2 separate regions of the Homo sapiens genome follow, and region 2 is linked to region 1. The links are chromatin loops, found by intact Hi-C in ENCODE. Cell type or tissue: B cell. All regions are shown on one strand.

Region 1 (8,000 bases):
TTCTTTTCATTTTCTTCTCCCTTTACCCCTTTTTTGGAAGAAAAAAAAAAGCCTTTCAATTGAAGAAATGTACTTCTCTTCCCTTTATAGGGAGTGTTATTTCCTTTGATCAGCATTTTTCAATAGAAACCCATGCCTACTTCTGATAAACAAAGACTATCAATGATTCTGATATGGTTCCGTGTGTGTGTGAGTAAGCATGCGCAATGTGCCCCCAAGAAACACTCTTTCAGATATCTTTTCAGTATTCCAACAAGCCAAGAATATTTTGCCCAGTTTTACTTTTTGTAGTGTGTATAACATGTAGTTTTACAATAGGATTGTTTTTCATATTTCAAATATAAAATGATAATACAATATTGAATACAGTTTTTCAAGATACATTTATTCCCTACCCGCCCCTCAACACTAGTTGAGAATCACTCAATGGAGTAAATGGGAGAGAAAAATGTATGAACTAGAACCTGAAATAACTTCCTTCTAGGATCAACTTGATTTTTCAAAAGTAAAAACTCAAAATTTTATCTAATGAAGATATTCCCATTTAGTTATAAGTCTGAAACACAGTCCTAAAGCCTAACAGAGACCAGGAGAGTTTGCTGAGGCAAGGACACAAGGGGCAGCTACTCCAGAATCTGTTACCTGTGAACACCAGTCACGCTCTCTTCCACAATGCCTCGGATCTTCTTAAACACGTTTGGATACTTCTTATAAACCCAGTGGGTTAAGTCTCCCCCATCATCCAGGATCTATAGAACAGCCAGAAGACTTCTATGGGCATTCAGGCTGCTAGGGCTGGGGGGAACTTTGAACCCACTTTCTGTACTAGTAAGAGAGCCCTGTATGTTTTGGAAGAGTACTCCTCAGAGCTCCCTAGAGCAGGCTTAGAGAGTGGAAATACAGTCAAATTTGTTGGTGTAAAATGGTTAAAAGGATTCCTAGGTTTGCTTTAGGCTACAGTGATGAGTATTAAGCTAATCACAGACTCATTTTTAGTCTAGAGTCTTGAAATATATAGCCCCTTTGAATGCAAAAGGAGAACTGGGGCAGGAAGGAAAGAAAGCAGAATCCTACTCCAAAGAAGCACCACTATTTTGTTCTGGTGTGTTTGAGCCATGTGTTCAGCTAGTCTTACCCTTCCCCCACCTTTCCATTCAGTACTCAGACCCATTCTGAATAGGTATCAAGCTAAACACTTTAGCAACAAAGTCAGTGCATAAGACCAAACATCCAAAACATATTTAGGGAACCATGCTTTGAGGGAAAAAAAGGAAATAAATCTATTGTCAAAGTGTAGGATGTATATGCATTATTACCATGTTGGCCTGCCACCCATCCATGTTCACACAGCGGTCAATACACCACCAGAAGTCATCTTCTGACTCGCCCTTCCAAGCGAACACTGCAACTCCTGTAGAGACAGAAATGAATCAGCTGATTCCTCCTTTGAGGAGTGTCCTGTACCAAATCACTTTCTGAGATCCATGTGAAGAGAAAAAGGCAAAAGAAACAATTTCAGAAGGGAAAAAATTCAGAGCCAAAAGTCAAAGAATCACTTTTGGTTCAGAAATTAATTAGGTTAAGAAATTAAGGAATTTTTGCTTTAAAAGTAGTTTGGAACCTTAAAGTGTTCCTTTCTCTGGACTAATTTTATACTTAGAAGGAGATAAAATGAAGTGGGAATTAATAAAAGTTGTTAACTGGAGCATTATTGATATTAGTAAACATCTTGAAACAACCTAAATGTTCTCCATTAGGAAAATAGTGAGGTGAAATCACATAGCCATATGAATGACTATTACAAATGATGCTGTCAAAGTTTTCAGTGACATGGAAAACTACGTCTGAAAATATTGTATTTAGGTTATAAAACTGTATACATATTAGAATTTATGTAAAGTAGAAGAAAGGAAAAGGAAAAACATTAATCAAATACTCTATGTAGTGGGATTGTAGGGTTTTGGGGAACTTCCTAAATTTTTTGCAGTGAACACTTATCAGAAAAGAATAAACAAAAAAACCCAAAAGTATTATAAAGTTGCTTTCTGAGGATCTTAAAAAGATGAGAGGTCCGGCTGGGTGTGGTGTCTCACGCCTGTAATCCCAGCACTTTGGGAGGCCAAGGCAGGCAGATCACTTGAGGTCAGGAGTTCGAGACCAGCCTGGCCAACATGGTGAAACCCCATCTCTACTAAAAATACAAAAATTAGCTGGGTGTGGTGGCATGCCACTGCAATCCCAGCTACTCAGGAGGCTGAGGCATGAGAATCACTTGAACCCAGGAGGCAGGGGTTGCAGTGAGCCGAGACTGCGCCATTGCACTCCAGCCTGGGCAACAGAGTAAGACTCCATCTTAAGAAAAAAAAAAAAAGAAAGAAAGATGAGAGGTCCTCAAAGAAACTTCACGGTGATTTTCTTCTGAATATTTGAATAATAAAAATTATTATTATTGTTATTAATTTTTGAGATGGAGTTTCACTCTGTCGCCCAGGCTGCAGTGCAGTGGCATGATCTCGGCTCACTGCAGCCTCTGCCTCCCAGGTTCAAGTGGTTCTCCTACCTCAGCCTCCTGAGTAGCTGAGATTACAGGCGCACACCACCACTCCCGGCTAACTTTTGTATTTTTAGTAGAGGTGGGGTTTCACCATGTTGGCCAGACCGTTCTTGAACTCTTGGCCTCAAGTGATCTGCCCGCCTCGGCCTCCCAAAGTGCTGGGATTATAGGCGTGGGCCACCAGGCCTGGCCTGAATAATAAAAAATTATTTTACGTTTAATTAAACTCACAAATAGCTCATATATTTTCAATGCCATACTGAATACCAAATTATTTAATGCACTATCAATATGAAAGGTACTTCTTACTTGTGCTCTCTCACAAAATTGATGGCACTTATATAGTTTAACATTCTTCCTCGTTCAACTAACACTAGAACTGGGCATGACCCCATGCCATTAGATTATTTTCAAAGGCCATTTTTAATGACTACATAATATTCCACCATGGATATCCATCTTAATTTTATTATCCACTTTCTTCCTGTTGAGGTTTTTATCATGCACAATTTTATAGCCTCTAGACATATATGATATTGTAATGACAATTTTGATACAAAAAAGTTATATGTTTGGATAACTATTTTGGGGCAAAGTTGGTGGGAAAAAACCGAACTTACCAGCCTCAGCCAGTGCTGCAGCTACTTCATTCTGAGTTGAGTAGATGTTACAAGCAGACCAGCGGCACTGAGCCCCCAGGGCACAGAGTGTCTCAATCAACACCTGTGTAGAAGTGTAGGAAGACAGGGTGAGGAAGAGAAGGGCCACCCAGGAATGGAGAGCAAGCCTCATCAAGATAGCAATACCTATCAACTCTGCACCAACAGGTGCTACACTGGAAAGTTACAAAAGGGTGTACTCCAGCGAGGTGGTGCACTGGTATTTAACTTTGCATAAAACATAGGTTTCTAAAAGTCTTTATAACATTTTATAACAATCATATGTTTGCAAATCTAGACTTTCCTAGGTCAAGTTTGCTGAAAGTGGGTTTACATATTAAAAAAAAACCCAGAAAACCCCATTATTGTGTAACAGGGAGATCCTATTAATAGTTAGCATTTGGAGGTTGGCGAGTTAGGAAAGGAAAAGTGAAAAAAAAAAAATTGATTTCTTTCTTCCCCTTATCAGAAGTCCCTCTTTTCTTCCAACAAACTCACCGCTGTCTGGGCTGTGATGTGTGTACAGCCCACTATTTTAGCACCAGCCAAGGGCTTCTCCCCCTGAGCACGTTTCCTGAGTGAAATCAGAGCAGACATGTCTGTGAAAGAACAGAGGATTTGAGCTAGGTCTGCACTAGCAGTATCATCAGTTCCTGCCCCAGGGCTGGTCTGGATCTGTTGAGATATGGTGAGATGAGGCAGAAAAACTTTAAGCCTATTTCCATGACGACTGGCAGCTTCAACGGCACAGTAATAGTGGAGAGCAGTCATGCAACCACTTGGAGTTTCTCTCTTCCTCTACTGCTTCAGCTTTATACACAGAGGACTGAACAGAGAATGAAGTAAATCCTTAAAACTGATCAAAATGAAGGGTGAGTCTCATCATTCATTTGGGAAGAGAGGAAAATAGTTAAGGCATTGGCTAATAGATTCCTATATATAATCATCAGACCAGAAAGACTGTACCCTCAGCCGAAACCACTAACTTCTGTTTTTCTATGCTGTCTTACCATGTCCTGTCAGTCTGTTTGGTTTCTCTATTCTCTCTCAGTATAGAACATGCCTTCAATGTGTAAACAACACAAGAGTAAAGAGGACCTTACTGGGAGTGGCTGGGGTAGAGAAACCAAGATTTAACTGTCAGTCACTTTTACTCTGCTCCAGCAGAGGGTGCTCAGGACCAAACAAGACTCTAGGTCACCACATCCTTACCTTAAAACCCTTCCTCATCAGCTGCTTCTGGGCAATCTGGGTCTCTGCCATTGGCAGCTATAGTAAGATCCCATATAACCAACTACCACGTAGTGATCTAGGACTTGTCAATTCTGCCATGTAGATCTTTGAATACAGTGGTGGGGTGGGGCAAGGAGGAAAACAGAAACTACTCTGTGTGTAATCACCACATGCTGAGAACAGAAGGAAGAGAGAACAAAATCCCAAGACTTAAGTTCCATAGAGAGAGAAGTGTTTATCCGAAAGTCCATAATACTGTCTTTCTTCCCAGTACACTTTCAAGTCAGCTTTCAAGTCTTAAGTTGTTTGTGGATTCTGATGGCCAACAAGAGGGTTGTTTCTGGTCCCCTAACCCACTCCCTTTCTTTACCTTGCTCTGCAATCTCAATCTCCCGGCGTCCAAATTCTGCCTGCTTGATGTTCTTCACACAGAAATTGCTGCTGCCCTTGGAGTTGGTTTGCTGCTTCTCTCGGGGAGAAACCTCATCATCAGAGCTATCTGTGTAGGATGCAGCTAGAGCCAGGAAAGAAAAAAACAAGGATAGAAAAACCTCAGTGGTCCCCAACTCTACAGAGTGCAGTCCCCAAGGGACTTTCATTTAAGTTAAGGGAACACCCTTAATTGGAGCTACCTTTTACAACGCTCTCAGTTCTGCTCCTCTAGGTTCTAATAGGTGGTATGAATGAAACTGTTGTGGGTACTTCCATGTTGCAGCTCTTTCACCCACCCTAACAATACTGTGCTATTAGTGCCTATGACAAGGGACCACTGATTATAAACCTGCAGCTATAGTAATCCCAGATAATAGAGGTACTTGGTCCCATCTGGATTGGAACCAGACCTGGCAAAAACAGAAGAATAATTTAGGGCAGATAAGGAATGCTATTTCTATAGATCACTGGTTCTCAAATTCAAGCATCTATCAGGATCACATGGAAGGTTTGTTAAAACATATATTGCTAGACCCTGTGGCCAGTTTCCCATCTGGCAGGTATGGAGTGGCACCTAAGCATTAGTAGTTCCAACAAGTTACCAGGTGTTGCTGATGCTGCTAGTCAGAGGATCACACTTTGAGAACCATGGATATAGACAAAAGTGATAAGATAGTCTTACAAGGGATTTTACACTAAGTTGTGCTCAAGGAATAGAGAAAGAAAGAAATGGCACAAAAGGCAAACAGCTCTGGTTCTACTGATAGCCCTGGGAAAGTCTGTCAAAATGATCAACTTTAAAAAGTGGTTTCACATAAAAGCTAAAAATACCACTTATCTGACAGATATGCAAGAGGATATACAACAATCATTCCTTACCTCTCAAATCACTTCTTTCCTCTCTGAATTGAGTACTTTCCTCATCACGGTTTCTGCTAGTATACCTGGACTCTCTCACTGACTGACTTCTATGTACAGGTCCTCCTCCTGTCCAGCTAACACAAATACTACTAAAGATTATCTTCCCCACTATGACATTTTAACCATATCACTAAGCTTTTTAAAAGGCTCTAATACATTTCTGTAACATGGCCGTCAAGATCTTTGAAGACTTTTTAAAAGCCTTCTTCAGTCGTTTTATCGTTCTTCCTCTCATAACTCAATTTTTCACAATTAATTTTTCTTCTTTCTTGGCTACAGTTAGCCTGCTTGTCACACACCACTTTTTATCTGTCACTCCAGGATCATATATAACAGCTTTTCATTTATGTTAATCCTTAATGTTGATAATACAATGCAAAAGGTATTCTGGCAAAGGACAATGAATGGCTTTTGGTACAAATATCTCTGCTGACATTAATAGCAATCTGTAACCTCTTAATCTTTTAACAATGAGTCTTCAGTTAAACAATGACAAGGTTGTATTGGATGCCCCATTAGATGTCCCTAATGTTTTCTCCTGTATTCATCTGCCAAGATTCTATATTCTTTTCCATGCTAATTTTCTAATACATGCTCTATAGTTGGGAAAGACACAATACAAAACAGAAAAAGACTTTATTTACAGAGAGTTAAGACAGGAGGAGAGAACTAAAAAGAAACAGAGCTGGAGTTACATTACAGTAGTCTGAATCTTTCCTGCTCCAGAGTCTAACAGGGGAGGATATTCCAACAGAAAGAATAACCTAATAAATAAGAGAAGCCAAAATACTAATTTTATTGTTACAATCTAAGCAGTCTTGGAGACAAGAAAGAAAGAGATAGGTGACAGGGTATATTTTACACAAAGAAATCGTGCTTCAAAATGCACTTCTTTTTTAAGTCCAATTCTGTCAGCCAAAATAGCATTGATTTCTTCCTTTTGAAATGGGCGGATCAATGTGGGAATGGGAACTAGCCCAGTCCTACCAACTGGGCACTGGCCACAGACCACACACACAGACAGCCAGGGGGAAGAAAGTCTCGAGTCGACAAAAGCTTCCCCAGCTACTAGCTTGGCTGCAGAACATTCCCACTGCCCAGCCACTAACAGTTTTCAGCACAAAGGTGGGCAGTCATAACATGAGGTATTTTCAGATTGCTAAGTGAAGAGCACTGGTAGCAAACAGGGAAGAGAGATTAGAGAGGACATGGAGTTCATTCACACCTACCTGAACTGTAGCTGTCAGTGGAGGACTGTGAGATCGAGCGAGACAAAGATCTTCGGCCAGTTTTGGTGGGGAATTTGGTGAACTCCTGCATGTCATCAGCAAACTGGATTTGCTATACAAAAGGAAGACAAAAAGTTGAAAACTTATAAGGAAAATCCATGAAATGTTTTTTTTTTTAAGGATACATTGTCTTTCCCTAAAAGCCATGTAATCACATGGTTCCTACTAAGCCAGCAACTTTCCCACCAGAAATGGGGGAAGGCCGAGGCTACTCTCTGACTTCTCCCAACACGTCAATCACTGTCTCTTCCCAATTGTTTCTGCAGGATTTGGGAGGAGGGGCTAAGGTTAAGAACCAATTTCGTTTAGTATATGTTCAATTTTATAAATCTTTCTCACATTCCATCAAGTTTTTTTCCCCTCTTATAACCCTGACAGATTAAACTCTTTACCCTTCTTCCCAAATCTTTCAGAAAACAGAATCTCATAGTGCTACTGGGGTTTTTTGGTTTTTGTTTCAGAATATTCCCTTGTAGCACATTCCTAAAGTTGGCAAATGGTCTTGCTTTCTGAAAGAATTATGAAGAGATGCCTAGAAATGGTGATGGGCATTAGGGTGCCAATACTCAGAGCCCAACCATATGTCTATACTTCACAAAGCCAATGTAATATCTCTAGAACCTCCTATCCTATTAAAAATTTAAAATACCAGAATATAATGATAAAAAGAAAATTAAAAACCCACATACACTATAGTAAATTCTAACTCATTAGGACTAATCTGAAGGAAGGAGAAAATAATGACTTGGTAAACTTTGTATTAAAAACTTCCTTAAATGGGCCAGGTACAGTGGCTCACGCCTGTAATCCCAACACTTTGGGTAGATCACGAGGTCAGGAGATGGAGACCAGCCTGGCCAAGACGGTGAAGCCCCGTCTCTACTAAAAATACAAAAATTAGCTGGGCTTGGT
Region 2 (8,000 bases), 240 kb after region 1:
AACAGGGCAATACCTAATAGAGCCATGGGGGTGGGCCAACACCAAGATCCCAGACCATAGACCCACCAGCGTGCAATTCCAGCCTGAGAGAGCCACAGGCACCCAACTACAACCTGTGAGAGATGGAACATAGGCAGTGCCCAGCAAAGCTATGGGGGCAGGGCCACCTGGAGCTCTGAGGGCCCAACCCCTACCCCAGTGTCCAGAGGGCAGAGCATCAGCCAGAGAGTATTCTCCAGCCTTGAGATTTCATGTTGTTTGCCCTGTTGGGTTTTGGATTTGGTTGGGACCTGGTATCCCTTCTTTCCTTCCTATTGCTCCCTTTCGGAATGGGAATGTCTATCCTCCACCCATCTCCCCCATTGTATTTTGAGTGCACATAACTTGCTTGATTTCACAGGTTCATAGCTGGAGACAAATACCTTGAGTCTCACTTATATCTGTTTTATTTGATAGTTACATGAGACTTTGGATTTAAACTTTAAAGTTGATGCTAGAATGAGTAAGACATTTGGGACTATTGAAATGAAATCAATATACTTTTCATGTGAGAAGGACATAAATTTTGGTGGGCCAGGGCAGAAGGCTATGGTCTGAATGTTTGTGTCTCCCCAAAATTCATATGTTAAAACCTTAACCCCCCATCCTGGCTAACACGGTGAAACCCCGTCTCTATTAGCCGGGTGTGGTGGCGGGCACCTGTAGTCCCAGCTACTCGGGAGGCTGAGGCAGGAGAATGGCGGGAACCCGTGAGGCGGAGCTTGCAGTGAGCTGAGATCACACCACTGCACTCCAGCCTGGGAGACACAGCAAGACTCCGTCTCAAAAAAAAAAAAAAAAAACCTTAACCCCAAGGCGATGGTATTAGGGATGGGACCTTTGTGAGGTGAGTAAGTGCTCTGATAAAATGGATTAGTGCCCTTATAAAAGAGATGCCAGAGAGCTGTGTTGCCCTTCTACCATGTGAGGACACAGTGAGAAGGTGCCTTCTATGAATTAGACAGTAAGCCCCCACCAGACTCCAGATCTACAGGTACCTTCATTTTGGACCTCCCAGCCTCCAGAACTGTGAGAAACAAATTTCTGTTGTTTGTATACTTCCCAGTCTATGCTATTTCGCTATAGCAGCCTGAACAGACTAACGCAGGGACCACTGGAAGATGTGGGAATGGCTTTACTGAGACCAGGAAGGGAGGTGGTTCAGAGGAGGGGAGCCCTGGAGGAGCAGGCCTCTCTTCCATCTGGAAGAGGTCCGTTCGTGGCAGGAGGTCTGCCCTCTCAGCTACTCCATCCCACCCAGACAGAGGAGACAAATGGAGACTGGGAAAAGAAGCCAAACTTTGTTTTTATTTATGTATTTGTTTTAGAGACAGGGTCTTTTGCTGTCCCCCAGGCTGGAGTGCAGTGGCATGATCACAGCTCACTGCAGCCTCAAACTCCTGGGCTCAAGCAATCCTCCCACCTCACCCTCCTGAGTAGCTGGGACTACAAGCATGCGCCACCATGTCCGGCTAATTTTTTTTCTTTTTGTAGATACAGGGTCTCACTTTGTTGCCCAGGCTGGTCTCAAACTCTTGACCTCAAACAATCCTCCTGCCTCAGCCTCCCAAAATGCTGGGATTATAGGTGTAAGCCATTGCACCTGGCCGGAAGCCAACCTTTAAATACCAGCACAAGGCTTGCAAGGGCAGGTTGATGCCCCCTGGGGATCTGGCCCAGGCCCTCCTCCTTTCACCCTATTTCAGGGCCCCTCCTTCTCTGTCTGCGACCCAGGCCCAGACAAAATCTATGACCCGCAAGAATGAAATTTGCACAAGAACTGCTTCCTAAAAGGAAAAGGAAAAGTGAAAAGGCAAATAGCTGTTTGAGAAAAGGTTTCTGACCAGAAGATCTTACAGTCTGGCCAGAGATGCTGGGGCCAAGGGTAGCGTCCCCTGGGAGAGAAGGACTTTGCTGGTCTTTGTGGCACCATCAGCCCTTCCCATCCACCCCTGCCATGCACACTCCTTAACTTCCATCTTACGGAGGCAGAGTGGAGTCACAGGGACCGGGACTAGCATTTCAGCTCCTATGCTCCTTACCGGGGCTCTCATGCCATTTCTCTGACCCTCAGATGCTTTATCTGTAAAGAGGGGATCATAGCACCTTAAGGGTTGATTTGAAAATTGGAAATAATATAAATATCATAGCACAATGTTTGTCATATAACAAGTGGTCATGGAAAAGCATATAGAACTGTATCCGTTCATTGATATTGTCTAAACACAGCCCCACTCCTGTGCCTTTGCTCATGCTGGTTCCTGAATGGAGATGCCCCTTCTTCTTCCCCATCTGGTAAAATCCTACCCATGTTTCAAGGCCTAGATCCAGTAGCAGCTTCGTCAAAGCTTCTGCAGTCCTCACTGTGCAGGGGTGTTCTCTCCTCTTCGGGGCGTCCACGGCACTGTGTTCATAGCACCTTCCAGCCATTGCCAGCTGAGTCACGGAGTTGTTTACTCTGCGGGCTGGGGACCCTGAGTGTAATGGTGCCTTGGCCTAATGCACTTCTGTCTTCATGTCCCTGTCCTTAGCACAGAAGCTGCTGAATAATGCTAGTCAAACACCCACATGCATACCTTGTCATCAGCCCGAAAACCTTCCCTCATCCTCTCCAGGGAAGGGACTGAGCAGAGGAAAGAGACTCTCTTTAGCCACATTCCTAGATTTGGTTTGATTCTAAAGGAGCTGGGGAGCCGGGAGGCCCAATTCAGACACCTCATGGGAACGAGGGTTCTTCTACTGGGAAGGAGAAGCTGGGGAAAGCAAAGACAAGGGGGCACAGTTGGAAAGCTGTGCTAGTGCCAGGGAGCCTAGGCCCAGGAAGGGTGGATGCTCACCCCAGGGCTGTCCAGGTCGGGTCACCAGACCACGCAGCTTCAATGGCCACAGACTAGCCAGCCTCCCCGGGTCCCCCATCTATGCACAGCTGGCCTGTTTCCTCTGTGCCTGGTGCTCCTCCCCACTCTCCAAGGGACACCCACCCCAGGTCTCTCCCTGGACACTGAGCCCTGACAGGAAGGCCTGGGCTAAGGGAACGTGAGCTTGTTCTGCCCCCTGCTGGCCATTGCAGGGAATGGCTCCTTAACTGGAAAGGCAGGGAAGAAGCAGCCAAGGGCTACCTGGCTGGCCCCATGGGATCCACCCCAGCCTCACAGTTCATCTTTCTGGTTCAAGTTCAAACTCTTTGGCCTAGCAAATTCCTCCAGGACCTGGTTCCAATGACTCTTTCCAAATTTATTTCCTACCACTCCATCCCAAAGCCTCAGGCCCAGGTAATCCAGCTGTTCTTTGTCCCTGTGTGTCCTGACCTCCAGCCTCTACAAAGGCCATCCCTCTTGCCAGCAATGCCCTTGCCTTTCCACTCTGCTTCAAGACTCAGTCCACCTCCTTGCTGACTGTGCAGCCCCGGCATCCTCACCTTTGTCCCCTGGCACTCATTGCCTAGAGCTCAATCTTGCCACCTGTGGCTTGTGCCCACCCTAGTCTCATCTGAAACTAAGCCAAAGGATGGCATCACATTGGAATGTGCACAAGCTCAGAGTTTCAGCACAGGCCCCAGAACACAGATGGTGCATAATCAGTGCTGGGCGGGAAAGGCGATCGCATTCCAGCACTCATGTTTCCATGCCATCCACCAGCCTTTGGGTAGTCTTCTTGCAGAGGCTGGCAGCGTCCCTTGGGAAGGGAAAAGGATGGTCTCTGTGTGGGTCTCTGACCAGCCTCCAGGCCCCTTGCCTTCCCACTACTGGTGTCCAGGAGTCACTAGTCTGCCAGGGAGAGGCAGGAAAGAGCGGAGAGTCCCCCTAATGTGCAGCCAGGTAGGAGAGAAATTTGTGACCAAGGGATGCTGACCCCTCCTCCAGGAGGTTTCCAGGCCACTGTCTCCATTCCCAGCCACTTCTGCCCTCCTAACTTCTGTTTCCTTTCTACCTTCTTCATTCATTTGTTTACTTGTTCACTGACTCAGCAATCACCTATTAGGTGCCAGGCACTGGCCTGACTGTGGGTATCCCACAAAAAAGACATAAAACCTGCTCAAAGTAACATCACTTAGTGGAAGAGAAAATTAAGGTATTCACCAATGTCTTACATTAAGGTTTTGGACAGAGATATAAGAAGAGGTGTGCTATCTCAGATCACAACCGCCAAACCAGCTGAGGGGTGAGGGGAGTCCAGGGAGCCTTCTAGAGGCAGAGATGTTTGAGGTGAGATGGCAGGGAAGATGAGGCTTTGGCCAAGCAAAGAAAGCAGGGAGGCCGACGCAGCAGCAAGGTGTGGAGAGGCAAAGTGCTGCAGGTGCCTTCAGGGAGCTTTGGGTTGTCTTTGTGTCTGGGTTTGCAGCAGAAGGGTGAGACCTGGTAACCAGCAGAGGCAGAGCTCAAATGCCATGTGCAAAGTCAAGGTGTATGATTTTCTTTTAAAGCATGGGAGCAACTGAAGGATTTATAAGCCAGGGAGTGACATGTGCAGATTGGAATTTTAGAAAACTCTGTTGGGCAGAGCTGGAGAGAGCTCAGAAGGGAGTATCCCCTGGAAAGGAGATGGCAGGAAAGGCTCGGGAGGGTGTGGGGGAATAAGGGGTAAAGGATTGTGGGGGGGGGGGTCTGAATTAAAGCAATAATAACAGAGAAGTAAAACTGTCAGCAGATTCTGGAGATTTAAGGAAGAAAAATAGAGGACTCAATGGCTGCATGTGGGAAGTGGATAGTGGGACCAAAGACTGAGATGGGGACACAGGGGAAGCGCGGTATTGTGGAGACAGCAACACCAGTCTGCAGCATGATGCACTTGAAATGTCTCAGGGACATTGGCCAAAGGTGGGCAAGAGATGGTCACGTGGCTGGATTCAAGATGCAGAGACAGGGTGCTGGAGGCATCAAACACAGGCATCTTCGGCTCCCAGACTGTAGCTGAAGCACTCGCTCAGGGGCAGTAGGCAAGGGAGAGAAGGGAGGTCAAGTGAAAGGTCCCATTCTTTTTAGGAGCTCCATGGCTATTCACTGAGGGTACAGAGACAAGAACAGATGAGAGGCAATGCAGTTAGTGAAAAGGCATTCACGTCAGAGGACATGGGCTCATGACAGCTCTTCTAGATACCTGACCATTTCTTTAAATCTCCAAGCCTCAGTTTCCCCATTCATGAAATGGACCTAATAATACCTACGTTGTAGTATTATTGAAAAGAGGCCGGGAACAGTGACTCATGCCTGTCATGCCAGCAGTTTGGGAGGCCAAGGCAGGAGGATCGTTTGAGGCCAGGAGTTCAAGACTAGCCTAGGCAACATAGCAAGATCCTGTCTCTACAAAAAAGTTTAAAATTAGCTGGGTGTGGTGGTACACCCTTCTAGTCCTAACTACTCAGGAAGCTGAGGTGGAAGGATCACTTGAGCCGTGATCACGTCACTGCACTCCAGCCTGGGTGACAGAGCAAGACGCCATCTCAAAAAAGAAAAGAAAAATAATAACCATAAAGCACATCACATAGCTCCTAGCAGAGAGCTAGTACCATGAACAGCAAGCACGGAGAAGCTACAAGTTTCCAGAATCTTCCAAGTCTGCCAGTGTCCCCACTGGAAGTCCCTTTGGACCTCTCTACCCATCAGTCATATTACCAGCTGGATGAGCAAATGCAGCCTGGACCTAGATGTCTGTGCAGCTCCCTTTCGCTTCCCCGAGTGGCACCGGCTGGGAGACCCCAGCTCTGTGGGCTCTGTCCTTCCCAGGCATGGTGTGGGTGGGTGGATGCCACAGCCCAGCCCTCCTGACGCCCCACCCTCCTGACCTCCTGCCTTGCCCTCAGGACCTTCCCTGGAACTGCAGCTTGCTGGGGGAAGGAAGTGCACAGCTGGAGCCCCTGCCCCTGCCCTGTGCCTGCATCCTGGCGGTGTCCTTCCCAACACTCCACCCAGTAGTCCCAGAGGGATGAGGTGGGCTGGAATGGAAAGTGAGGTTCAGAAGTCAGGGAGCCCATTAGAACCAAACTGCCCAGCTCCTCTCTGCAGCACATGGTTGGGGGGCAGGAGAGAGTGCCCCAATCTGGGACCCACACAGGCAAACTTCAAAGAGGTCATCCAGTGAGGCGGCCACCCTTGGCCTCAGTTTCCTCATCTGTAAAACACCATGTTGGGCCAGGTCATCTCTGAGGTCCCTCCCACCCAGAGTGCAGTTCTACGTTGTCCTCTCCCGTCCTGACTGCGACTCACTATTTCCAGCAGAGGGAGCCGGCACCTCTCCGCAGACAGCCAGGAACCAGTGCCACTCGTCTGGCCAAGGATCTGGAAGCCTTAATAAATGTCTATGTGCTAGGCACGTGGCATGCTTAATGCAATGCCTGGCCAGGGCGTGCGTTCCATAAATAGAGGCCATGGTTGTCTCCATTTCATAGATGAGGAAACTGAGGTTCCAAGAGTTTAATTTGAACCCAGGGGCTCTGGCTCTGATGGTCTCTGGGCAGCTCCAGGAGGGCGTGATACCATCTCTAAATATCTGAAGGGCTTGCCGTCAGAGAGGGGCACATTGCAGGGACGCTCCAGGAATGCAGGTCTGAGCTTGGCCTAAGGAAGAATGTTCTAATGGTCAGAGCTGGCCAGTTGAGACAGGGCCTGCCTTGGCTGGCTGTGAGCACCCTGTCTGAGGGATGGCCTCAGGGAGTCGGGAATTGAGGGATGGTGGGTCTCTCTCGGCCCCGTCCAGTCCAGAGGGCCACATTCTGAGAGGACTGAAGGGCCAGACACAGTGGATGCCTGCCTTGAATCACAGAGGTCACCGTCCTCCCCATGGTCTCCCAGCTGCCCTGGGGCTGGAGAGTCCCGGCATTTTCTCTGAGGGCCTCTGGATCTCAGATCACTGGTGGAGGGGCGGTCCCCTACCCACTGTTCCACAGCTGCCTACATCCACTGGGGACAGTTCTGGAATTCTGGGTAGGCCTCTCAGGGCAAGATCTTTGGTGGCCTATGTTCTTCGCAGGGCGGGACCCCTTCAGCCTGATGGGAAGGTCTGCAGAGCCACAGGCCAAGCTCACCAGCTCCTTCTGGGAGCCCTTTGGTCTGTCTGCATAGGTGTCTATATGGACAAATATTCCTGGCACAGAATCCACTGAGGGGCAGAGTTGGGGAGGCCAGGGCTCCTGGCTCCAGCTGCTGCCCACTTTCAGGGAGAGCACTGTAGAGCAAGAGTCTCTGGAGTGGCACTGCCTGGCTGTGGCACAGCACACCCCCGGGGCACCCAGGAGGCTGGGTGGGGAGAGCAGGGGCAGCTGGAGGGATGACTTCTCAGGTTCAAGCTGGTCGGGTGGCAGCCTGGCACTGGTCACTTCTGGGTGACACTTAAGACAGGACATTGCCAACTGGAAGCGGGTAGAGCACGGGCTCCCATTAGAACCACTGGGAGATTATAAATATTTAGATTCTGGGGCTCCTTCCTGGAACTCCTAAATCAGACTCTCCATGGATAGAGTCTAGAACTTTACATTCTTAACCAGGCTTCCCAGGCAGTCCCATGGAGCCAGGCATTTGAGAAACTACTCTAGAGAGATGAAGATGCAGTGAGCCTGGGCAGCCTGCTATCCAGGGTGGCAGAAGAGCTGGGGAAAGCCTGCCTGGGGAAGAGGTGCCTCAGAGGGATCAGATCTATTCTGGGTGGCACAGGGATGGCTAGCAGCAGAGGAAGTCTTTACAGGGAGGTCGACTTTCAGGAGGCTGTTTATGGAGCCCCTCCCCTGCTCCAGACATGTGACCAAGTTGTCTTATATAAACCATGCAGTCATCATCATCCCTTTTGACAAAGGATGAACTCGAAGTTCAGAGAACTCAGGTTCCAAGGCCACATGGCTAAGAGCCAGAGATAGGATTCACACCCAGTGTTCCTGACGCTGAACCACTTCCTCTGTGCGATGGAGAGCCCCCTCCATGGCCCGCATTGCTGGGGAGGTGATGAGCTTCTGGTCCCTAGCAGGGTTCCTC

Evidence for each region. Hi-C counts contacts between places; a loop is a spot of excess contacts. Peaks named below come from ENCODE experiments on the same cell type or tissue, not always from the same donor. Only the 100,000 strongest peaks of a DNase experiment are listed, where the experiment ranks them.
Region 2: a loop joins it to region 1, with 30 times the contacts of the local background. A loop is called at or near these places in 19 of 110 quality-filtered maps.

The regions. Positions count from the first base shown.
Region 1 is chr1:110,008,174-110,016,173 of GRCh38, reverse strand. AHCYL1 (adenosylhomocysteinase like 1) reads right to left here. Exons shown (of 17, transcript NM_006621.7): 2 at 7,029-7,140; 3 at 4,817-4,960; 4 at 3,712-3,812; 5 at 3,175-3,277; 6 at 1,317-1,411; 7 at 643-749. Among named protein-coding and RNA genes, the nearest start is that of STRIP1, 22 kb to the left of the region's middle. RefSeq lists an enhancer at 3,681-3,730. In B cell, CTCF peaks have their summits at 4,202 and 4,401 (motif pointing right); a DNase peak (open chromatin) is centred at 4,303; H3K4me3 peaks cover 1,392 bases; H3K27ac peaks cover 4,574 bases.
Region 2 is chr1:109,772,111-109,780,110 of GRCh38, reverse strand. It overlaps LOC124904258 (a long non-coding RNA gene), which reads right to left. Exons shown (of 2, transcript XR_007066303.1): 2 at 4,683-5,039. Among named protein-coding and RNA genes, the nearest start is that of EPS8L3, 12 kb to the right of the region's middle. RefSeq lists enhancers at 2,910-3,204, 7,710-8,000. In B cell, CTCF peaks have their summits at 2,889, 3,102 (motif pointing left) and 6,279 (motif pointing right); DNase peaks (open chromatin) are centred at 3,090 and 6,260; H3K27me3 peaks cover 797 bases.